5 separate regions of the Homo sapiens genome follow, and all the other regions are linked to region 3. Evidence: chromatin loops called from intact Hi-C (ENCODE). Cell type or tissue: PC-3. All regions are shown on one strand.

Region 1 (5,000 bases), 280 kb after region 3:
GATGTCCATTCCTTAAAATGACTTTTTAATTAAATATTTGAGTCCAATACAACAACACTAATCACAAAACCCAGGGTGATCGTTTCCAGATTTGTCAGCACATTAGAGCCACCTGATGGTCTCTTTAAAAGTCCAGGCCAGGCGTGGTGGCTTACACCTGTAATCCTAGCACTTTGGGAGGCTGAGGCAGGTGGATCATTTGAGTCCAGGAGTTCAAGACCAGCCTGGGCTACATGGTGAAACCCCGCCTCTACAAAAAATACCAAAAAAGTTAGCCAGGTGTTTTGGCACGTGCCTGTAGTCCCAGCTACTCAGGCTGAGGTGAGAGGACCACTTGAGCCCAGGAGTCGGAGGTTGCGGTGAGAGTGAGACAAGATTGCGCCACTGCACTCCAGCCTGGGCGACAGGATCACTTGAGCCCAGGAGGCTGAAGTTGTGGTGAGACAAGAATGCGCAACTGCACTCCAACTTGTCTCTGAAAATAAGAAGCCCAAAGCCCACACCTTACCTTGGACCACTTAAATCAGAATCTCTTGCAGTGGGATTTGGGTATCAGTAGGTCTGAAAACTCCCTCAGGTGATTCCAATGTGCAGAAGAGTGTGGGAACCACTTCTCTCTGACCTTGCTACTTAAGTATGACCGATGGACCAGTGGCATGACATCATCAGGAAGGTTTTTAGCAATCACAGGCTCAGGCCCCACCCCAGACCTAATGGGTCAGAATTCCCTTTTCACAAGAACCACAGGTGATTTGGGCATGCATTTAAGCAACAGACTCACTGCTCTAGGGCATAGCAAACTATTCCATCCACCACTGTCCACAGGTAGTTTATTTCTGCTTCAGAAATGCAAAAGCAAGTGCGGAGAAGCAAGAATGGAGATCTGAAAGCATTATTTTCTTAAAAAGTAAAGTTAGATAAATAAAAGGGCAAAGTTTGAGCCTAGGACATTTTTACAGATTATTCAGATATAAAATTTTTCAGATAAGTTATTCCGCTATATGTCCCATAACATCATGCTGTACATCTGAAATATACACAATAAAATGCATTTCTTTAAATAAATAAAATGTACCAAGTAATATTTTTAAAAAATTGTTCCACTATAACAACAAAAAAAGGGCAATAATAACTACTATTCAAATGAGGGAAAGAGGAGACCAGAGGAAAGTTCGTTGGTTTGAACACTAGGTTTGAACAAAGCTTCCAGAAAGCCTATCCACTGACAGACCAGCTCCCTTTTCCAAAATAAAGTATACACAAAGCCTTCTTTTTTATTTCATTTCAGACACTTACATTGCTTACCTCTGTATCTTATTCTCTCTGAATTCTCTATTTGAGTGCTATTTTGCTTATTTAATGCACTTTTGCAAACCCCTTAATGTGTAATTAAGGTATTCATAAAGTCTACCTTGAGGTTTTTGGGTGGCTTGAAATTGAAGAACGTAGTCAAATTATTTTGAGAAGCATTAAGTTCTAGGAGATAAGGCATACAACTCACACAAGATAAATCTACGGAGGGAAACAGATACAGAATAAGGTAAGCCAATAAAATAACAAGACAAAGGCATTAAAAACAGTGTACATGACATCAGAATATTTTAAAATTATAACAGTTGCAAAGACATCTTAATTATTCCATATGAGTGAAAGGAATAAAATCAGGAGTATGTGAAATATACAAAAAAAAGGTAGAAAACTCTCGGAGTCAATAATTTAATCCTCTTCCCCAGGGGTGGCCAATCCTTGTATGCCCTATTTTGGGGGCAGCCAAGTAACCAATCCCTGCGGCCTCTTCCGCATGCCCGCTCACTCTGCCACTAACAATGAAATGCTACAAAACTTGCCAGCATTTGAGAAAAGGATGAAAAGCAAAAGCCTTAGATAATCCTCTTGATAATTAGCCCCTAAATAACTAAATTAGATCTTTTCATAAAGAGTGGAAATGCCACAATTAGGAAACTCTCTTTGTTGTAAATTAAATTTTGTTTCAGTTGGACTTACCACTAGATCGCATTAACTATTTGAAGTGATTTAACTCATTGCTGTTATTTGATTTTTGACTCCAGATTGGATCAAACGTACATCCGAGTTTTGCATTTTATCCCAAGCACACACTTTGAATCTTGAACACTAAGTAAAGAACTACTGTGCTAATAAAGGATAGTGCTAATGAAATTACATATAAAAGATAAAAGATATGAACTATTGTTTTACCTTTCTCTATGACTTTACAGCAGACACAGAGGTAGGGGAATGAATTAGGGAAGGAATCAGGAAGGGTCACACAGTAAGGGTTATGGCCCTGTCTCTACTAGTAAGTCCTTTCTCTGCCTAAAAATGGCAACAATGCTAGCATTTCCCTCTCTCTCCTCGTTCTAGATTCTAGATCATAGTATGCGCTATTACAACCTCCTGGGGATGGCCTCTAGTGGGAGAATGGAGCCTCCTCACCCGAAGCCAAGCGAAGTGCTTCTACCTTTCTCCAAGTGGCACAGACACATGCAGACCTGGGGAAGGAAGCCAGCCTGGAGTAGTTGGGGCCCTGCCCTGAGGTGGGTAGGACATGCTATGTAAGGGGCCTCCTGGTATCTTCCCTTCTCAATAGTCACTGAAGCCAGAAAATTCCCCCCAATTTCTATGTTATTTTTCTGGACGAAACCATGCCCTTCCTTACTAAATGTAAATAGTTCCAGGAGAGACAGTACTTTGAGACATTAACACTTTGTTGGAAATGAATCAGCAAATCAAGGAAGAACTCTTCGAGGAAACCTAAGGAGAAACTGTAATTGCTTTCCAAGTGGTATCGATTTGTCCATGCTGAGCTCAGCTACATGTCTGTCAGCAGTGGTCTCAACTCTACTAACTTCACGGGACCACCAGACTCTCCTGAAAGATGATCTTTCTGTGGGCAGGTAAATGGAGATCCTTCTTGAAGCAGAAGCAGCAGCTAGTACTTAGCTAGAGACAAAGAGATGGTGAGTGCATTTCACACACTGTAGATAGCCAGTGTTTTCATATCAAGACAGAAAAAAGTCCTTGGTCTGGGTTGCTGGACATTGAACTTGAGCTGGCCTGTGGTCCCTATCAGTGCAGTGACCTCCTTGCCCACCAGAGGGCAGGAGCTCCTCGTGTCTCCATCACTGGTTTTCGGCATGTGGTCCCGGACCAGCAGCATCAGCCTCATCCAGGAGCTTATTCGAAATGCAAATTTCCAGGCCCCGCCCCAAACCTACCGAATCAGAAACCCTGAGAGTGGGGCCCAGAAATCTGTGTTATCAGGGCTTCCAGGTGATTCGGATGCAGTCTGAAGTTTGGCCTGCACCAGGAGACCAGTGAGACTGTCATCACAAAAAGAAACATATGCGGTACTTTACACACAGGAGGCTTTCAAACAGTTGACGAACTAATGAAATGTGCCATCCAAGGTTAGTGAGGACTGATCGGGCTGAAGAGAAAGGCTTGGAGCGTAACTGTGGGCTCCCTGCTCCTGTTGTCAGCAGTGAGCATTGGCAAGGCCCCCACCACTCCGCGATTTCCTACCCAGCAAATGGAAACAACCGCGGAGGTATGGAGTAGGCCAAGTGCTCCTGCCAGAGACACTAGAAAAGGCCTTCTGATGAGATGACCATCTAAGATTTGCTTTAAAATAACCCTGGGGAAGCTGGGCAGGGAGGTATATAGATGGGCTGATCACTGTTGAACCCAAATATTCATTCCAATATTCTATTTGTGCTTTGTAATTTTCCATAATAAAGCTTTAGAAAACTAGAAAAAAGTTAATTGAAAGTCTTTCAAAAACAGTAGTATTTTAAGAATGAAAATGGGCTAGAATATTTCTTAATCGTTAAAAAGTGGACTTTATTAGGGTCCTAGAAGGGGAAAAAAACCCCAGAATCAAACAGAGAAGACATATCAGCAACATTTATTTGTCATAAAAAAGGCAGGCAAAAGAAGCAAGCAGAAAGATTATCAGTGAAGAAAGCAGGTCAGAAGTAATGATTTGCTCACTTCCCTAGAAATCTAAAGAAAAACATTATACACTGTCAACTTCAAATAAGATCAGAAAATTATAAACAAGGATCAAGCTTTGAAGAAAATTTGACAATGGTAGGACTAATTTCATTAAATGTGAACAAGGTGTCATAACAAATACCTTATATAAAACTACAAATTGTGGAGTTAGAGTTGAAAGAATCAACTAAATAAAGACAGCAAAAAAGAATGAAAAATATGTATTTGTGAATCCCTGGTGCTCAATAATAAGGGTAAAAGAGCTAACAGATTTAAAATGCAAAATGTAGGCCCGGGCACAGTGGCTCACACCTGTAATCCCAGCACTTTGGGAGGCTGATGCGGGCAGATCACTTGAAGTCAGGAGTTCCAGACCATCCTGGCCAACATGACGAAACCCTATCTCTACTAGAAATACAAAAAATTAGCCAGTCGTGGTGGTGCGTGCCTGTAGTCCCAGCTACTCCAGAGGCTGAGGCAGGATAATCACTTGAACCCAGGAGGCGGAGGTTGCAGTGAGTTGTGATCATGCCACTGCACTCCAGCCTGGGCAACAGAGTGAGACTCCATCTCAAAAAAAATGTTTTTTTAATTTTAAAAATAAGATTTTCAAAATGCAGAATAAAGAGTGTAATAAAATATAAATGCAAAAGCAAAATAAAGAAAAGAATCTGTTAAAGAAAAAAAAGACTAATTCATCTGCACTGAGTAACAGAGGAAAAGAAAAGAAATCATTAAATATTCAGGGAGTATTGAAGAAGTAATGATCGATCTCTTAAAAGGAAAAAATAAAGCCAACATTCCATCTCCTAGTCTTAAATATCATTGACTGCATCTCAGCCACATCATCATATTGCAGATCTGTGCCTTTTTCTCTCTCAGCAGTTATCGGTGCCTTTTTTACATGGAAAGCAAAGGATCAATATGTAAATTGATACACAAATTAGTGATATCAAGTCTGGCATTATTAAACCATATTACATACT
Region 2 (5,000 bases), 52 kb after region 3:
CCCGTATCTCCTCTGCCCACCTGGAGGTCACCTGCAGCTTGGCCGACATTTCCCATAGAGGGTGATGGTAGTCACCTCCAGCACCTGTTTCCCTCTGCCCCATACCAGGTTTCCTCTGGCCCCATACTGGGATCCATTCCTGGGACAACTAGAAGTGCCAGGGAGTTAAAGCCCCAAGAGCGACCTTCAAGCCAATAAGAGATGGAGTTGGAATGAAAACCTCAGCTTCCTCATACCTCAGTGGGACAATCCTGAGATGTGTTCCTCAAGTCTCTCCAAGGACCTGATGGGACTGAGTCCTGGTTGCTCATGGTAATAATCCTCATATCCACTCACCCTTCCTTGGCTTTCCCACCTCCCATCTCACTCTCCCACTTGCTTCTCATCCTTCCTGGAATCACCTCTCCCCACTCCTGCCCATTCCCCAGCCCCAGTAAACTACTCGGACCTAATTCCTCACTCAAGGTTTGCTTTTGAGGGAGCTGAACCCAAGACTGCATGTTTTCTCAAAGCAATAACAACTCGTTGGTACCCCACCATGTCACCTACCACCCTAAATCAATTTCCCCCAAGTCCCTACAGAGAAACCTCTGCTTGAGTCACACTATTTCCCTAGGTGTTTCCTGATGCACACCTCCATGTCTTTCATAACAGTCCCTGGAAAATTTCCTAGTCTCTTTTCCTGCCTAAATCCTTCAAGACTCATGACGCCAGTCCTTGACATTTCTGACAAAGTGATCTGCCAACATTGTAGACTCCTGATGGAGGCGTATCATCTACTTTTCCTCATGGCCATTTTCTCTGTTTAATTGCCTCATTAAATACAAATGAGAGCCAATGTTCTTATCAGAAGACGCAAAAATAAAATTCACCCTTGAGTTAACCTGATGACCAATGACTTCTCATATACCTCAAATGACAAATGTTAGTAACAAAAACACCTGCACAGATATAGCATGATTGAAACAAGGAGGACCATGGGGCGGGGAGGGCGCATGATTCTCTTGGATGAAGCAGTGGTGCGTTCTTATTTTCTATCTTAATGAAAAATTGCAAATTCTACACTCTTGTAGAACAAATAGCATTGTGACTTATGCTTCACAATTTATGTAATTGATTTCTTGGGTTTCTGACAGTTCTATCATGTTTCCAATAAATATATTTTCCCTCCCTAGGAAGTTGGTCATACAATGTTGGGAGCGGGTGGTTAGGGGAGCCCTAATTATTTTCATTTCTTTCAATTCCAAGGCAATTACCCCCTAAATCATTTATTTGGCACTTATCAGAAGCCAACTTGCATTTTTAATTCCTTTTTCTTCCTACAAAAGCCCAGCTTCCCCAGGCAGGCATCTTGCCTTGTCCTTCTCCCAGGATCTGATAATTGCCAGTCATCTAAAAATAGAAAAATAATTTTTCCTTGATATTGATGAGAATGTTGACACCTTTCTGAAACACATTATAAAATTCTCTGCTTTCTTCCAGAGAGAAACCAGCAGGACTGGATGTCAGTGATTGCACCATGCAGGATTACAGATTGTGCTGAGTTTAGATTTTCTGCCTTCCTCCTCAGTTGTCAGGCTGCTAGCCAGCTCTTCTGCTCCCATGACACCTGCATCGAATGCCTGCCCTTTCCTTACTACAAGACCCTTTCCAGTTCCCAGATTAGAATCTGCCACAGGCTAGGAATCCCACATCCCAGTAGTGATTTGGCTCCAAGTGCAAAGGCACCTAGTGTCTGCCTTTTGTTCAGCAGCTTGGTGATGGACATATCCAGGACTCAGAGACCCCTTTCCCTCAGCTCTCTGAGTTGGAAGCTGTCAGGTGCAGAAGGGCAACATCTTACATACACAGGGTTTGGGCAGGTCTGGGCAGTGCCTGGTTAATGTTAAATAATGCAGATAAAGGAATTGTTGACATCTGAAAGTCAATATGAAAATTGTATGCACTGCTGTGACTCATGCAACTTCACTCCCAGCCCTGGTTCTCATGATTCCAGAAGTGGAAAAAATAAGGCAACTCTTTTCCTCACAATTCAAAAAAATACCTATTGAGCAACATCAGCTTGGCCCACACAAGACAATTTTTATCCCTTCCGTTAGTTAACTTTGCTTTGGCCAAAGGCCAGAAAAACCTCATTCTTTACAGGCAACCTCAGACCACCATCCTGGATCCACTTCAAAAACTAACTGCAGACCTGTGTCTTACTAGAGGTGATTTGGTAGCATTGAAGATCAAATCCCGATTTAAAAAATTAAAAAAAAAATGAACATAAAATGCATTTTTAACAATGTTTGCAGTGTTTTTCTTGTCTGCAAATTAATTATATAGGTTAATACAGGAAACTTCCCATTGCACACACACAAAAGAGCTCTGTCTAACTGAACAACCAATCTTGTTGGTAATACAAGATCTTGGGGAATTTGAGCTAGATCATCAGTGAGCACTGGAATTCTCTGTTTTAATGGATTCAGTCATCACAACACTTCATGCACACATCGCCTCCTGCAGTATCACAACCCCACCAGAAAATCTTGCTCTGGCTGAAAGAAAACTAAGAAGTAGCTTTGGTTTTACTTTGATGGAAAACTCTCAGGAAAGTTCTGTTTTCATGGATATTTACGTGTTTCACACGCCCAGTCAGAAACCACCTGAGAAGTTCACACAGTAGGTGTGCTGGTGGTGAGTATTGATGGAAAGTTTCTGCACCTGAGTTGAGTCAACAAATAAATGCTCCATGTCAACAATGGCCCAGCCCAGGAGAACCATTGAAAGCAATGATGAAACCAGCAATTCTTAGAGAAATACTCAACAGCTTTTTGGTAGCCTGAAAGACTAGGCAGACATAACAGATACTTGGTGAATTCAGTGTTGGGAAAGGGTTTTTTGGAGATCCCATGACTACAAGACTAACCACCAATGAAGTATGTGGTACCTCTGATACACTGTGAAGAAAGATGAGGTCATCGAGTGCTCATTAGGGCCAGAGCTTTTACCTACATGCATTTATTCTCACAACCACCCTACACTAGTTCTGGGGTTATTGTCGTTCCATAAATAAGTCTCAGAAGGATTAAAACCATCTGCCCAAGGTCACCCAGCAGGTAAGAAGCAGGACTGGCATTAGAACCCATGCCTTTCCTGCCGAAACTACATACACATTCTTAGGAAGATGCTGCTTTGGAAATGAAGCTTCTCGTAATACAAATTCCTCTCCAGGGGTGATATTCAAAATATTTAGCCACAGTATGACAGGGTATTGACCAATCAGAAGGGAAGCAGAAGTAAACAGTATGGACAACTATACCAGCCCTTTTCTACTGAATATCTATCTGCTCCTCCTCTTCAGCCCATCAATGTGATTTAGAACTGAGTGATTGTAAAGAAGTTCATGATGGTCATTGTTATCAAAATATTTTTTACTCCAATGAATATATATTTTTATTTTATTTTAGAGATGAGGTCTTGCTCTTTCACCCAGGTTGGAGTACAGTGGCACAATCATAGCTCACTGCAGCCTTGAACTCCTGGGCTCGAGTGATACTCCCACCTCAGCCTCCCAAGTAGCCGGGACATGTGCCATCACACCCATCTAGTTTTTTTTATGATAAAAGAAATTTATCTTCATGGTATAAAATTACAAAATATTTTAAAATGTAAAATAAAAGCTAGAATGTAATTCAAACACACACATACACACACACACACACACTTCCCCCATAGGTAAGATCGTGACTTTTTCATTTATATAATAAACATCTTGCCTTGTCTTTAAAAAAGTCTGATGACTCTATGTCAATGGCTACTTAGTATTTCATTTTAGGCATGTAATATCATTGATTTACTCTTCCTTTTCTTATTGCAAATTTTGAATATTCCCACATTTTTGTTTATATAAATAATGTTTTCATTAATATCTTTGTGCCTGAAGTTCTGTTTGCCTTTTCTCTTTAGGACAATTCCCAGAATGGTTACTAGTGAAAATGATCACAGACTCCAATACTGTTATAAACCTAGAAGCTGGCCTTTTTTGTCTCAGTTCACCTCCTCAATCAGGGACATTTTCCTTCCACACATTACAGTTACCACCAATACTAATAATTATCATAATCATCATTATGGTTATTACCTTCATGTGACATCTCACCTGGGACCTTGGTGACATCACATCACACCCATGCCAACACCTCCACTGATTTCCCCCACTGTCATTGAGATAAAGTTAAATCTCCTTCATGTGGTTTGCAAGGCTATGTGTGAGCTTGCCTCATCTTACTGACTCTGCCTCATAGTTTGCTATTCTGCCCTTGAACTTCATGGCCTAGCAACATCACACAACTTTGTTGGCATTGCGTAATGAGTATTCAGGATGGTCTCCAGGACTTTGTACATGCAGTTTCCCCTGCCTGGACTGATTTCTTTTGGCAAGTATGACCACTGCACTGCACCCATCCTAAGAGTGGGCCACCTTCCCCTCCTAATGCCCCCATAGCATTCTGGAATGCCCACCTTAACATTCATCACACTGTAGTGTAATTGGCAGTCTTTCCCCCAGGTACTAAGCTCCTTGAGGGCAGGAACTGTGTCACCCTAACTATATCCTCCATGCCTTTTGCAGGTCTGGCATATGGTACACAAGGAATGCATGTCTGTTGAGTGAACAGAACACAATCTATGTTTACAGTATGTTTCTGCTGCTCAGGTCTGCATGAACCACAGAAGAGCTGAGGTATTGTGGGTCTCTGAGGAGCTGTCATTTTCTTGAAAAAATTTTCCTGATTAGAAAGCAATAGACCTCAGCAAAAATGGCAAGAAAGCCAAAGCCAAATGCTTAAGGCTCTGGTTAGCAGCAGGAAAACATGGAGAGAGGAAGGAAATGCATCCCTCATAAAGCAGTTAAGTTCAAACAGTAGATCTAAACACTAACTTCAGGTAGGGAATTCCCATTGCCAGGGATCAGCATTGCAAGAAGAAGTGAATTCTTTCTGCTTTTAAGGGCCCAG
Region 3 (5,000 bases):
CTCTGCTGTCATCACCATGGAAATGTACACTCTGGTGGAATAGATTTTTTTTTTCCTAAGACCTTTGTACTTAGATTCCAACCCTGCCCCAGGGTTTCTGAGGAAAAGTTCCTTTTGGAAAATTCCCACCCAGCCCCAGCTGACTAAAAGGGAGGAAGGATTTTTCCACAGGGTGCTCTGGGTTGGTGTGGGATTTAGAGCCCCCGGCAGCCACTTGTCTGAAGGAACAAGGAGCTGGGCTAGACAGAAAGGGAGTCCCAGGCAGGCTGGAGCTGAGGTCACCCGGGAGGGCAGGAGCTGAGGTCACCCAGGAGGGCAGGAGCTGAGGTCAGCCGGGTGGTGCTTCCCCTTGGACCCCACTGCCCCTCCTTGGCATGGATACGGGTGGAGTTTTCACTCTCTGACTTGCTCTTCTAGAACTCAACACTTTGGTTTCATCTGAATCCTAATTATCCAATATATTAAATCAAGTGATAAGATAAACATTTTTCCACCTCTTTCTATCCCTAAGCCTCTGGTGACTTCTTTTTTTCCCTTTTGATAAGTATTTAAATGTTTTTAAAAATTAAAATATAATTCGCCCAATTCACTAAATATGAAATTCATCATTTTAAAGTGCACAATTCAGTGATATTTAGTGTAGTCACTATTTCCTGTGACTTCCTGTCCTGGTGGCATTTCCCATGAGACAGAGAGAAAGGGGGCTGGGGCTGGAAGTTTCCCTGACATGTTCCCCGGGTATGCCAAGGCTTCGGTCCTAAAGGTCTATTCCAGCTCATTGGCACCACCACACCCCTCTCTGGAATTTCTGGGAAAATCCTGTCCATGAAACTGGAAACCAACCATTCATGGGGCAGCTGGGTTCTTAAGTAAAGTTTTCCATGTGACAGAGCCTCTCTCATCAGCGGCACTAGGCTCAAAGTTTCCCTCATAGGCCTGTGGGGGGTTAGAGATCCCTGACCCCACACTGAAGCCAAACCCTCAGGGTGATCAAACCAGGTGAGCTCCAGGTCAGGGCCCCAGAGGAGAGAGAAGAGTCCTGGGATGCTGCTAGAGCCATCACATCCTTTAGCTCAATTCCCTCCTCCTGAAGATGAGGGAATAGAGACCCAGAGACTCCAAAGATGCCCACTCCAGTGACGGCAGAACCAAGACCAGCACCCTGCCCTTCAAATCCTGGGCCATGCATTCTCTACCAGGTGACTCAGTCAACAGCAACCAGTGATTAGACACCCTCTACCCTTCATTGGGCCAGATGGGGGGCACCTGGACATGGACACACAGCCGAGAGGGTGTATTGAGGCAGCCCTGCCCAGTGGAGCCTAACATAACCGGGAGAAGGAAGAGAGCTCCAGAGAGAAACCCCTCAGTGAGGCTGGCTGCCTGGCTGGCAGCTGCCCAGATAGTCCTGTGTGTATCCCAGTCTCATATGAAGGATTCTCTTTCCCTTCACATTTCTATCTTTTTATTTACTTATTTATTTTTGAGATGAAGTCTTACTCTGTCACCCAGGCTGGAGTGCAGTGGCACAATCTAGGCTCACTGCAACCTCTGCCTCCCGGGTTCAAGCGATTCTGCTCCCTCACCCTCCTGTGTAGCTGGGATTACAGGTGCAAGCCACCATGCCCGACTATTTTTCGTATTTTTTTGTAGAGACAGGGTTTCACTATGTTGGCCAGGCTGGTCTTAAACTCCTGACCTCAGGTGATCCACCCGCCTCGACCTCTCAAAGTGCTGGAATTACAGGTGTGAGCCACCACGCCCGGCCCAACATTTCTATCTCTTTTAAACACGACTTTTCTTCCTCCTGTCCATTGCCTCCGCTCTCTTTTTTACAGAGTGGGTAAATGAGACTTCTTGCACCTCACTTACTGGCTTCTCACTTAGAACTCACCTAAGGCACCTGTTAAAAGTACAAACTCCCAGTCACCAGCCCCAGAGATTCTGATTAGGGCTGAGGTTGGCCCAGGAATCTGCACCTTTGACAAGTTCTCCAGCTGGTTCTGATGCAGGCAGTATAAGAATGGCATTTTCAAAACATTTCCTTGTGTCACCGACTAAATAATTCCATATTTATTGTTTTCCCTCTAGAGAGGATTCATAGCTGCTGCTCCATCCTCATTCTCTGGCTTGCCACCCTTCCTAGCACAGCTGTTTGATGTTTCCTTCTGGTTTAGCCGGCCCCATTAACCCTACGCTCTAATGATCCTACATCAGGTTGAGGCTCCATAACTCTAAGGATAATAATGTTAATGAAAAACCAGCAGCCAAGCTCTCACTCACAGACACACCACTTGGGGGAGTCATTGCTCCACTTTTCTTCTCTGGTCCAGTTGACTGGAGTTCTGTAGCTCCTACTTTTGTGTTGATGGTTTCGGGGGAATTTTGTTTTGATCTGCTTTTCATCCTCTGTTAGAATCTTCAGTTCAGATAGACAGTGACACAATGGGCAGCGGGTAGCCTGGGAAAGGGGGTGGGTTTCTTTCACCCTCACCACAGGCCTGAGGAACGTGAGACCCAGCGCGATCTCTCCATATCCCACATTCTTTTGGCTACAATTGCATCTCTGTACATTCACTGATCAAACACCAATAACAAAGCAGATTTGTGAGCGATTCTATCTTGGACAACTCAAGGGCACTTAGGCCTCTTCCTACAGTCAGGAAGGAAAATACTGAGCCCTGACTGCTAAGCCGTGGACAGAGTGGTTCACTTCTACAGCCAAGGGCAGGGCAGATTAAAAAATAAATGAGAAGAAGGAAAATGAAGTACTTTCTAATGAATGGACAAACATAGTCCCATTCACAGTTGAAATCAATGGGGCAAAACTAGATGACATTTGAGCAAGCCAGATTGAAGGTCCCAGAAGCCCTCATCTCCTTCAGTTTCCTGAGGACACCTCCCACCCCCTCACAGCTGCAGATCTCTGCGGTTGTTCCAGAAGCCACTGGAGGGTGTGGCTGAAGCCACGTGGGATGTACAATGTAGATGATGCCCTCCCTGTCTTCATCCTCTCTGTGTTTAATGAGGGTGCGGGCAGGATGGGGTTCCAGGTTGGTTAAGGTGAAAATAGAACTTAAAGGGCTAAATTTTGGAATTACATCAAGTCATTTGGGAACAATTAAAAGCAGGTAGGACATGGCAAGGCAGGAAGAAGCCATGTCTCAGTAAAACAATGGGAAGTGAGATGGAAAATTGTTGAATGAGAGGCCGACTCTGGCAGGGGTGGAGAAAGCCCTGATACTGGTCATCTATTTGGGTGGGCATCTATTTTCTTATTTCAGTGCCCATAGGGGTCTTTTGCCTTACTGTTCTTCCACAAGCCTCCCATACACTCAACTCAACCGGCCACTGGACCCTGCTATGGGCAGCATCTGAGACCACTGAGATCACTTCCTTTCCTGAGATCCACCCACTTTATTTGCATCTCTTTCCTCTGCTTTATGATAACCCTACTCTCAGGACACCAGATCTGCCTAAACAAGACAAAAGGGGAAAAATCCAACTAACCAACAACCCATAGGGGTGACGTGTAGCTAAGCGACTAGTTTATCTGATTTGCTTGATGCTCAACTGTGGATGTCAAAGTCATTTAACTGCAGTTCGAAAGGGGTTGTGCTGTGTGGCCTCTCCATGGCCACTCATGAGCCAGGTGTTTGCCTCCACTGTTAGCTGTTGCCCCAGTCTAGATGTGCTGGCTTCCTGTGGCCCCAGCCCCTGTGTGTGGGCATGAGGTTCACATCCCTTCATTTACACACCCACTTAGCAAATATTTACTCTATGCCTGCTCTGTGCTCAGCCACCCTCTAGGCACTGGAGGTCACAGTTGTGGGTGTGACAAGGAGGTCTTTGCTCTCATGGAGTTGATGTTCTAGTGAAGAGAGACAAGTGATAAACAAATAAACAAATAAATCAGATGGCGATGAAAGTTGGGGTGGAAGTAAAGAAATGCAAAGTGACCCAGTGTATCTGGGGGCTTAGTTTAGAGTGGGAGGGATCTTCAAGAACCATGCAAGTCTTCCCTAATTGCATCCTTTTCCAGATCAACTGCATGGGGTCCTACAGGAGAAGACCAAGAGACAGAGACAGAGACCAGGGAAAATGACCGATACCATTCCTTCTCAGGGATGCTACACACCCATGGGGCAGAGGATAAGAGGTTCCTGAAGGCATCACCCCTCTGGCCATGGCTGGTGTGCAGACAAAGCTGGAGATTTGGAGTAGCCTGTTGTCCCACTGACTCTTAGACTGCCCCAGCTAAGAAGAACCAACTCCTCCTATTACAGATGAAATAAACAAAGCTACTCAAGCTCTCTGGCATCGCCCTGACGGTCATCATGTGCTTCACATTTCCCTCCTGCCCCCCCTGATTTTCTGGAAAAGGGAGAAAGTGTGTGAAAAAAAATGGACAATAACTTCTGTTAACTTTGTAGATGTCTGGTTCCTCCATATGAGGCTGTGCTTGAATCAATTTTGGAGAGAGGGTTTCTAAAGTCTCTCTAGATTCTATTAATTTTGATAGAGACAATAAAAGGCAGCAGGACCAACTCTGTGTGGTGGGAGATCTAGCAACCATTATAGTCACAATAGCCACCACTTACTGAACACCCACCATGTGACAAAGAACAAATGTGCATGAATTATGTCACATTTTTCACAAGCACCCCTTGAGTTGGGAGTTCACTCATGAGGCAACTGAGGTTCAGGGAGATGAAGTAACTCACCCTGTAGGTAGGAGGGCTGAGATCTGGACGTAGATCTTTCCTCCAAAGCTTTGTCTTTTTTTTTCTACTATAGCACACCAAAGAGAGTTCTAGAAAAAATGAGAATAAGAAATTTACCTGTAATCCTTGCTCAAGAAACTGAAGCTCTGAGGCCACATTGTTCCAGCCTTTTGCAGCTCCTGCATGTGGATACCAGCACCAGCAGCTCCCCGACCAGGGGCCCCAGCTAAGCCCTCCCAGAGGATGATCTTGGCTTTGTACATGGGGTGTCAATAT
Region 4 (5,000 bases), 430 kb after region 3:
TTAGAAAAACAAACACCTCTTTAAATCACTGCAAATTAAAAATATATATTAATAACTTGCTGCCAAGTTAAATCCTGTTTTCAACCTCTGAAATTTTAAATTCTAGTATCATATTCTCAGATCAAAAACTTTTCTTCTTTCAACTCTCTCCCACCCTCATTTCCATTATAACTTTAATGCTGTAATCCCTTCATTTTCTCCTGGTAGAAAAAGTCCCTCTTAGGATCCTCAGCATGGATTGCATGGTTGATTCCCTGAGCTACTCTTTGACCATAAACCTCAACTCCCTTGAATACTTTTCTTTCACTATAATTGTCCTAAAACTCATGTAACATTGAGTCAATTCTACAACTCATCATTTGACAGGAAAACAAAAGAACATATTGTTCGCTGATACCAAAACTAGACAAAGTGAAACAATAAAAAAGAAAACTACAGGCCAATATCCCTGATGAATATAAATGCAAAAATCCTTGACAAAGTGCTAGCAAATAGAATTTGACAACACATTAAAAATATCATTCACTGTGATCAAGTGGGATTCATCCCAGGGATGAAAAGATGGTTCAACATATGCAAATCAATAAATGCGATACATCACATCAACAGAATAAAGGACAAAAATCATATGATCATTTCAACAGATGCCAGAAAAAGTTCTTGATAAAATTCAATATCCCTTCATGATCAAAACTCTCAAGAAACTGGGTATAGAAGGAACATAACTCATCATGATAAAGGCCATCTATGACAGGCCCACAGCTAATATACTGAATGGGGAAAAATTGAAAGCCTTACACTAAGTTCTGGAATAAGATAAGGATGCCCACTTTCACCACTTTTATTCAACATAGTACTGGAATCCTAGCCAGAGCAATTAGGTAAGATAAAGAAAGAAACGGCATCCAAGATAGAAAGGAAGAAATCAAATTATCCTTGTTTGCAGATGACATGATCTTATATTTAGAAAATCCTAAAGACTCCACCCCAAAACTCTTAGGACTGGTAAATGAATTTAGTACAGTTGCAGGATACAAAATCCACATACAAAAATCAGGCCAGGTGCGGTGGCCCATGCCTGTAATCCCAGCACTTTGGGAGCCTGAGGCGGGCAAATCACTTGAGACCAGGCGTTAGAGACCAACCTGGCCAACATAGTGAAACCCTGTCTTTAATAAAAGTACAAAAATTATCCGGGCTTGGTGGCGGGTGCCTATAATCTCAGCTACTCAGGAGGCTGAGGCGGGAGGATCACTTGAGCCTGGGAGGCAGAAGTTGCAGTGAGCTGAGATTGCATCACTGCATTCCAGCCTAGGCAACAGCGTCAGACCCTGTATCAAAAAAACAAACAAACAAAACAAAAATCCAGTAGCATTTCTAGATGCGAACAGCAATCAATCCACCAAAGAAATCAAGAAAAAAAATCCAATTTACAATAAGAAAAACCTACGAATAAATTTAATCAAAGTAAAAGACATCTACAAGGAAAATTATAAAACACTGATGAAAGAAATTGAAGACACACACACAAAATGGAAAGATATGCACACTCCTGGATTGAAATAATAATTAATATTATTGAAATGTCTATAGTACCAAAAGCAACCTACAGATTCAATGCAATCCCTATCAAAATACCAATGACATTCTTCACAGAAATAGAAAAAAGAATCCTAAAATTCAAATGGAATCACAAACGACCCAGAATAGTTAAAGCAATCCTGAGCAAAAACAAGAAAGCTGAAGGCATCACACTACTTTGATTTCAAATTGTACTACAAAGCTATGGTAACCCAAACAGCATGGTATTGGCATAAAAAACAGACACATAGACCAATGGAACAGAATAGAGAACCCAGAAATAAACTCACACACTTAACAGCCAATTCATTTTGACAAAGGCACCAAGAACACACATTGGGGAAAGGGCAGTTTCTTTAATAAATGGTACTGGAAAAACTGGCTATCTGTATGCCAAAGAATGAAACTAGATGCTCATTTTTTAACTTATTAAAAAAGTCAACTGAAAATGGATTAAAGATTTAAACATAAGACCTAAAAACTATGAAATTACTAGAAAAAAGCATTGGGGAAATGCTACAGGACATTGATATGGGCAAAGATTTTTGGGTAAGACCTCAAAAGCACAGGCAACAAAAGCAAAAATAAACAAATGGGATTACGCCAAGCCAAAAAAGCTTCTACAAAGCAAAGGAAACAATCAACAAAGTGAAGAGACAACATATATAATGAAACAAATTATTTTCAAAGTATATACCTGGCAAGGGATGAATAACCAGAATATGTAAGGGACTCAAACAACTCAATAGCAAAAACAAAAAACAAAAAACGAAAACAAAAAAAACAACAAATAATCTGACTATAAAAATAGGCAAAAGACCTGAATAGACATTTCTCAAAAGAAGACATACAAATGGCCAACAGGTATATGAAAAAAATGCTTAACATCACTAATCATTAGGGAACTGCAAATAAAAACCACAAGGGGGCATCATCTCACACCAGTGAGAATGACTATTATAAAAAAGACAAATGCTGGTGAGGATGTGGAGAAGGAAGAATGCTCATACATTGTTGGTGGGAATGTAAATTAGTATAACCATTATGGAAAACAGCATGCAGTTTCCTCAAAAACTAAAAATAGTACTACTATATGAGCCAGCAATCTCACTGCTGGGTATATCCAAGAGAGAGGAAATCAGTATATCAAAGAGACATCTGCACTCCCATGTTTGTTGCAGCACTATTCACCATAGCCAAAATAGGGAACCAGCCTAAATATCCACCAATTCATGAATGGTGGAAGAAAATGTGGTAGATATACACAATGGAATATTATTCACCCATAAAAAGAATAAAATCCTGGTGGGGCACAGTGGCTCATGCCTGTAATCCCAGCGCTTCAGGAGGCCGAGGTGGGTGGATCACGAGGTCAGGAGTTCAAGACCAGCCCGGCCAACATGCTGAAACCCTGTCTCTACTAAAAATACAAAAATTAGCTGGGCATGGTGGCACGTGCCTGTAATCCTAGCTACTCAGGAGGCTAAGGCAGGAGAATTGCTTGAACCGGGACCCAGGAGGAGGAGGTTGCAGTGAGCCGAGATTGCGCCACTGCACTCCAGCCTGGGCTACAGAGTGAGACTGCATCTCAAAAACAAACAAAAAGAATAAAATCCTGTCATTCGAGCAACATGGATGGAACTGAAGGTCATCATATTAAGTGAAATAAGCTAGCACAGAAAGACAAATATCACACATTCTCACTCAAATGTGGGACCTGAACAGGGAATTTCATGGAGGCTGAATGGTGATTACTAGAGGCTGAGAAATAAAAAGGGGTGGGGGGGGGAGGGGAAAGTTAGTTAATGGGCACAAAAATACACTTAGAAGAAATAAGTTCTAGTATTTGACAGTACCACACGGTAATTATACTTAACAATAATTTATTGTATACTTCACAATAGATGGAAGAGAATTGTGATGTTCTCAACATAAAGAAAAGATAAATGTTTGAGGTGATGGATATCCCAGTTACCCTGATTTGATCATTATACATTGTATACATTTATCAAAATATCACATGTACCCCCAAAATACGTACAGCTATAATATATTAATTTAAAAAGACAAAAATGTATAGATTGTTGCCACTAAAACGTTCTGGATTTTAATTTCAAAAGAAGCTTGCGGTACCACTTGTCAATCCTTTCCCTGGTGCTTGGCTACCTCCTTCCCTTTCTCAGCAATTTTTCCAAATTCGCGCTGTTCTCCTCAGGCCCTTTGTCCTACCTGCTCCCTGTTAGTCCTCAACAAACACTTCAAAAGAATCTCAACACTGACTTTCTCCAGTCCCACCTCCTATTAACTCTTCAGTGTGCCACAATCTGACTCTGCCCTCACCTTTTTATTCAAAACTTTTCTGGTAATAGCCATCAATGATACTGTAATTGCCAAATCTACTGGCTGCTCTTCAGTCCTCATCTCATGCAGGCTCTCTGCTATCTCTGAATTCACTGGCCCTTTACTTCTTGAAATCATCTTCTTTTGGCTTATATGGCATACTCTTCTGGGTGTTGTTTTCTCTCTCTGGCATTTCTTCCATAGTTTCCTTCACTGAATCCCCTTCCTTTAGTCCATCCATAATGCCGGTGTTTCTGGGGACTTTTTCCTCTAGTGGTATTCCTTACTTGCCAATATGTTCTGAGTGAGCTCATCCCTTTTCATTGTTTACACTATTATCCATGAAATGATGGCTCCTAAACCTTATTTGATTAATGATTTGCAAGATACTGCTACCTGTATATCCCATAGGCATCTCAAATGCAATGTGTTCAAAACTAAACTCATTATCTTTCTTTAGCATCTGTTCTCTATCCTGAATTCTCTTTTTATAGGTGATACATCAATCTGGGAATCCCAGCTGCAAACGTGAGTGTAATTTTTGACTCTCTCTAGCAAAGAAAAATTTGTACCAATTTTATTTACAAATATTTTCTTAATATTTATTTTTTCTTTTCTGTTATCTACTGCCACTTTCTTGGTTTGGACCCCATCTCTTCCATGGACTACTGCAATAGTTACCTGACTGGTGTCTCTGCTTCTTACCTGGCCCCCTTTTATCTAATTAAATATGAGTCAGATAAGTTATTTACCCAAAACACAAATTTGACTATGTTAATTTCTTGTATAAATAACATCAGTGTTTCCCAAGGCTTATATGATCAAGTCTAAGCTCCTTAGCAAAGCTTTCCAAGATTTTTTATTTCTGTCCAACCCTCCAGATTTTCTCCATCTCTTACCACTTTCTTTTTTCTCTTCAGCGTATCCCCTCTCCAACCCTGGGCCGTTTGATTTACCACCTGTCTAAAGCAAATTTCCTAAACATATCATGCTGTCTCATGATTCTACACCTTTGATGGCTCTTACTCCTCTTTCAAAACTATTCATGCCTTCTCTGGCTCAGAAAGTCTTTTCTGATT
Region 5 (5,000 bases), 390 kb after region 3:
AGGAAGGAGAAGTGCTGATCGAAGGGGGAAGAGCTCCTTATAAAACCATCAGATTTCATGAGAACTCACTATCACGAGAAAAACATGGGGGAAACTGCCCCCGTGATTCAATTACCTCCACCTGGTCTCTCCCTTGACATGTACAGATTATGGGGATTACAATTCAAGATGAGATTTGGGTGGGGACACAAAGCCTAACTATATCACAGCCTTGAGGCCTCTCAAAGAGGGTGCTTCTAGAAGTTCACTTTGCATGCAGGCCACACATTTCCTGTATAGTTGCTTTTTTTCCTAAAAATTTCCAATTGCCTTTCCTTTCTCTTGTACTACTTGAGTTTTTCACATCTTAGGTTCTTTTTCAACCTCTCCATCATACTACCTATTTTCTTGAGTCTTTTCCCACCCAGAGAACTTTCTCCAGAACAGCTGTATCTCATTATCCCAATTTGGACTGGTTCCTCTCTAAGCCTGCTTCATGGTTACCTTTTCACTGTTCTGAGCTGGATCAAGTCTCTTTTAGACACGACGTTTTCTGATTTTTGTGGTTTATTTACTCGCTTTGCTTAAATGCATTCTCAAAAAGTTCCCTAGAAAGAAGAGCATGAAAAGTCAACTTTCCAAGTCTTTATAAATCTGAAGATGCCCTTATTGCACCCTCAAAATTGGCCGATACACTGTTTGGATGTCTAATTCTAGGTTGAAATCATTCTACCTTGGAGCTGAGAAAGAATGCTTCATTATTTCTTAGCACTTAGTGCTATTGATCATAAGTCTGATACCAGCTGACTTTTTTTTATGCCCCTCTCTCTGGAGCTTTTATAAGTTTACTTTTGGCATTCTGAAAATTCATGAGGCTGTGTTTTAGGTGAGGCTATTTCTTCATTCACTGAACTGGGCACCCAACAGGCTCTTAATATGAAGACTTGGGCCCTTCCTGAGTTCTAGAAAAGCATTTTTACTAGTTCTTCAGTAATTTCCCCTCCCCTTCATTCTCTGTTCTCTTTTCCTCGGACTCCAATTGGATCTTGGGCCTCTAAGTATAGGCAAGATCATGTTTCTAAAAAGGTTCTTAGAGGGAGGGAGTTCCTGGGAGTGTTATGTGGGGTGGTGCAGAAGGTGCTAACAGGTGGGTTTCTCTTTAGGATGAGCAGGTGGGATGCCAACTGTCAGGCTGGGACCTCTCCCTCCAGTGCTAAAATGAATGTTTTATTCTGGTCCTCTGACATCCACACCAGAAGTCTTGACTTTCCCTAAATATTTCCTAGGATGGCTCTTTCAAGAACAACTTCTGGATACCAACATTTTGGAGGGGTGAAGAAAATAGTCCTGTAGGATATATATTTTTATGTCTAGAAAATTTTCATTAGTCTCTATTTTCGGTTTCTCTTGGCACTCTGACATTTTTTTTTTGAACTGCTGATTATGAACATGGAACTTCTCCAAGGTCCTCGTTGCACATTCCAGACTGAGGGTTTCCTTTTCCCCAACTACTTTATCCATTAACAATGTTCCATCTTCTTCCTATCATCCAGAAAGTTGCTGTCATTTATTTATTGGTAAATCCTCCTATTCTTTCTCAGTTGTGGATTTATTCCTTTTTGTTTCTCTGTGAAAGTACAGTAATGAGTCTGCCATCTTATACCCTACACATTACCTAAACCTTACAAGCTTTGTTAAAAATATTATAGCTAATTGAGGACATTTAAAAATAACTTTCAATGCATGGCATTAATCTTTGCCCAGTGGTCAGGAAGGGGCAGAATATTGCTTATTTGTTACCTATGCAGGCACATGGTGAGGAGGAAGCTGTTGGTGCTGTCCACTCTCCTAAACAGAATAATTTTCTAATTGCTTTCATCTCCAGTAACCAGTACAGAAGAGACATGCTGGGGCTCTAATGTGCTGACCCCTAAAAGTACAGAATTTTTTGAGTCCCCAGGTCCAGTCTGAGAGGCCCAGCTGCTTCTGCAGGCAGAAAGGTGGCCACCGCACTCCCTTCACCAGTGAGGCCCCCCAGCTCAGGACTGAGCTAGTTCCTGTTGGCTTCACTGCTGTGAGGGTGATAATGAATGGTGGCAGTAAGAGGTGTCAGATGGCTCTGAGCCTGGCAGGGGAAATAGCTCCTGCACCTTGATGTGGTGTGGAGAGGTGCCAATCAGTCCCATTAGCAGCAGGAAGATGGTGGCAGGGGCAACAGTTTGTGTGTGATGGTGATGACAGCAGCAACAGTAAGAACAGGCTTGCAGCTGTTCAGACATGAGAGAAGCAGCCACTGGACAGTGACATCAGCGACAACTGCAGGAGAAACTGTTGACAGACTTAGGGCAATACACACTGAATGCTTTAGTGTAATATATTGAAAATCACTTTCAATATGGAGGATGTTGCTTTCTAGGTAATGTAGTTATAAGAAAAAACTTCAGTATGCGTTAAGATGCCTATGACAAGAGGCCTCTTTCTCATATCAAGGTCAAGGAACTTATAAAAAGCCTTTGTCAACATCTCTGAATCACTGATTGCTAATTTCAGCTTTCAAGAAATTAATTTGTTTCTAGAAAGGCTAGTATTTCCAGAAGGGCTGTACTCTTTGTTGTCATCAGGTGGCAACAAAGAGTCATGATTTACAATCTCAGATGCTTGGGGTTAATAGGGAGATCAGACATTTAGTATTTTAAACCAGGACTTTACAAACTCACTGCTTATTAAAATAACCACAACTGAGAGAGATTCAGCAACAAATGAAAACTTACAAAAAAAACTTTGTTGCAAACAAAATAATTCTGTATGCTTCTTTAGCTCTTCTTAACTTCATGGGTTTATAATGGAGTCTTAGATTCACTTGCATAGAAGTTTCCTTCTCTTCTTTGGATGCATCCATTCTAACTTTGGAATTGCTATTTCTTCAGTAGCTTATGGCAGCATAGTTCCTTTTCTAGCATAAGCAAGTCTTCTTCCAGCTGGATGGAGGTGTCAGATTCTGAACTAGTAATACTTGTCTCTACCCTCCCAAGTGTAATCTACTCCTCCTCTACCTGGAAGCTCCTTAGTCCTAGTTAGCTCCACAATCAACTCTTAATAACAACAGTGATGATAGTAATGACACTAAAATCACCAAGACTACCAAAACCATTTCCTTACTTCCAGGCAGGGTTATAAACCTTGCGTCTGTCTTTCCATAACCCATAAAAATGTTTCCCCTTTTAGAGAAACAGAGAGAACAAAAACAAAACAAAACCAAAAACTCTCTGCTATTCCCTACCACTGCTCTCAGTTTTTGCTCTTATTTTCTTCTTCAAAAAACAGCTTTATTGAGATATAATTCACATACCATACAAATCACCAATTTAAAGTGTAAAATTCAATGGCTTTTAATCTATTTACAGATATATACAACCAGGACCATAATGAATTTCAGAACATTTCTTCACCTCAAAAAGAAACCCTGTATCCTTTAGCTGTTATCCCCTTCCCCGCTATTCTCCATCAAGCCCTAAAGTGAACACTAATCTACTTCTGTCTCTATAGATTGCCCTATTCTGGTCCTTCATATGAATGAAATTGTAAAGTGTGTGGTTTCTTTTGACTGGCTTCTCTCATTTAGCACAATGTTTTTGAGGTTTACCCGTGTTGTATGTTGTAGGAGATCAGTCAGGGTGGTGGCAAAAGTTATAAAAGTTATAGGGAAAGATGCAAAACTTCTTGGAAGGCCAGGAGGTTTTGCAAAAGCTTCAAAAGAAAATTTGGCTGAAGGCAGCCAAATTCTCTTATTGGGAGCCTGACAGCAAAGGGTCGATAACAAAGGACTGTAAAGAGACTTATCTAGATAAATTTGTTTACTCTCTCCAGAAACCAACCTTTGATCAGTCGTGTGCAGGACTGCTCTCTACTCGGGGCGGGGGGGTGAGCTGGGGGGGCAGAGGGGGGGTGCGGGTCAACAAGGTTTATTACCCACAAAGTGTATTTGCTCCAAGCCTTTGTCATTAAATCTGTACGAAATAAATGCAAGTGTCTCCACCTTATGGGGGCTGCTGTGGCTGCACTGCACTCTCATCAGCGGTGCTAAGCTGTGGGGTCCTCTAGCCGCATTGTTAGGCAAAATACCTGTGCCAGTGAACTTCTTCCATCTGTCGCTTGGCCAGAGTCTGCAGGACAGACTTGGCAGCATGTAGCACGTATCAGTACTTCAAGTCCACTATGGCCACATAATATTCTGCTGCATGGATATACCACATTTTGTTTATCCACTCATCATTGATGGACATATGAGTTGTTTCTACCTTTTGGCTATTATGAATACTACCTACTGCTATAAACATTTGTATGTAAGTCTCTGTGTGGACACATGCTTTTCATTTCTCTTGGGTATATACCTAGGAGGGCATCTTACGAGGTTTTAACCTCCTTTCTTACCTTAATGCTTTCCCTCTCTTAATTCTTATCACAAAGTTCTGCTCCCATTACTGAGGTCTACTGTGCTATACTGTGTAAAAATAGGAATCATATTTTTATCTTTGTAGCTCCAGGAATGACTAGCTCTCACATTTATTCAATAAATATTTGATGTATGAATGGAATGACTGACCCCTTGCCAATCTGTTATAACCTCAAGCAAGTGACTTCTTTAGGAAACGTTCCAGATATTGAAACAGTTTAAATCATATGCTTGTACATGGCTATTCTCATTTTAGAAAGCAGTGGAGAGAAGCTCCCAATAGTGGATGGTTCCAAAGATATGTAAGAGCCTAAGAAAAGGCTACTTTAAAAGGGCCACCAGCCAGGCATGGTGGCTCATGCCTGTAATCCCAACCCTTTGGGAGGCTGACACTGGAGGACTGCTTGAGAATAGGAGTTTAAGACCAGCCTAGGCAACATGGTGAGACCCTGTCTCTTCAAAAATTTTAAAAAATTAGCTGAGAGTGATTGTGTCTGCCTGTGGTCCCAGGTACTCAGGAGGCTGAAGTGGGAGGATCACTTGAGCCCAGGAGGTGGAGGCTGCAGTG

What was found. Peaks named below come from ENCODE experiments on the same cell type or tissue, not always from the same donor. Only the 100,000 strongest peaks of a DNase experiment are listed, where the experiment ranks them.
Region 1: it touches region 3 in a loop (16-fold over the local background); 14 of 110 quality-filtered maps call a loop at or near these places.
Region 2: a loop joins it to region 3, with 6 times the contacts of the local background. A loop is called at or near these places in 5 of 110 quality-filtered maps.
Region 4: it touches region 3 in a loop (13-fold over the local background); 3 of 110 quality-filtered maps call a loop at or near these places.
Region 5: it touches region 3 in a loop (8-fold over the local background); 2 of 110 quality-filtered maps call a loop at or near these places.

What each region holds. Positions count from the first base shown.
Region 1 is chr7:134,139,574-134,144,573 of GRCh38, reverse strand. It overlaps LRGUK (leucine rich repeats and guanylate kinase domain containing), which reads right to left. Exons shown (of 20, transcript NM_144648.3): 4 at 1,412-1,512. Among named protein-coding and RNA genes, the nearest start is that of LRGUK, 15 kb to the right of the region's middle. RefSeq lists a silencer at 3,161-3,230. In PC-3, a CTCF peak has its summit at 3,103 (motif pointing right); a DNase peak (open chromatin) is centred at 3,133.
Region 2 is chr7:134,366,027-134,371,026 of GRCh38, reverse strand. LOC105375518 (a long non-coding RNA gene) reads right to left here and starts at 4,257. Exons shown (of 3, transcript XR_928001.3): 1 at 4,145-4,257. LOC105375517 (a long non-coding RNA gene) reads left to right here. Exons shown (of 4, transcript XR_928000.4): 3 at 109-312; 4 at 1,483-2,290. RefSeq lists an enhancer at 4,351-5,000. In PC-3, no CTCF peak of the experiment used is centred here; a DNase peak (open chromatin) is centred at 2,056; H3K4me3 peaks cover 728 bases; H3K27ac peaks cover 3,850 bases.
Region 3 is chr7:134,418,017-134,423,016 of GRCh38, reverse strand. It overlaps LINC03060 (long intergenic non-protein coding RNA 3060), which reads left to right. Exons shown (of 3, transcript NR_183392.1): 2 at 4,043-5,000. Among named protein-coding and RNA genes, the nearest start is that of LINC03060, 12 kb to the left of the region's middle. In PC-3, a CTCF peak has its summit at 2,291; DNase peaks (open chromatin) are centred at 786 and 2,306; H3K27ac peaks cover 1,795 bases.
Region 4 is chr7:133,988,639-133,993,638 of GRCh38, reverse strand. The region is part of intron 14 of EXOC4 (exocyst complex component 4); the gene reads right to left. Among named protein-coding and RNA genes, the nearest start is that of LRGUK, 140 kb to the left of the region's middle. In PC-3, a CTCF peak has its summit at 2,517 (motif pointing right); no DNase peak of the experiment used is centred here.
Region 5 is chr7:134,029,593-134,034,592 of GRCh38, reverse strand. The region is part of intron 17 of EXOC4 (exocyst complex component 4); the gene reads right to left. Among named protein-coding and RNA genes, the nearest start is that of LRGUK, 95 kb to the left of the region's middle. RefSeq lists a silencer at 191-391. In PC-3, a CTCF peak has its summit at 2,582; no DNase peak of the experiment used is centred here; H3K27ac peaks cover 1,117 bases.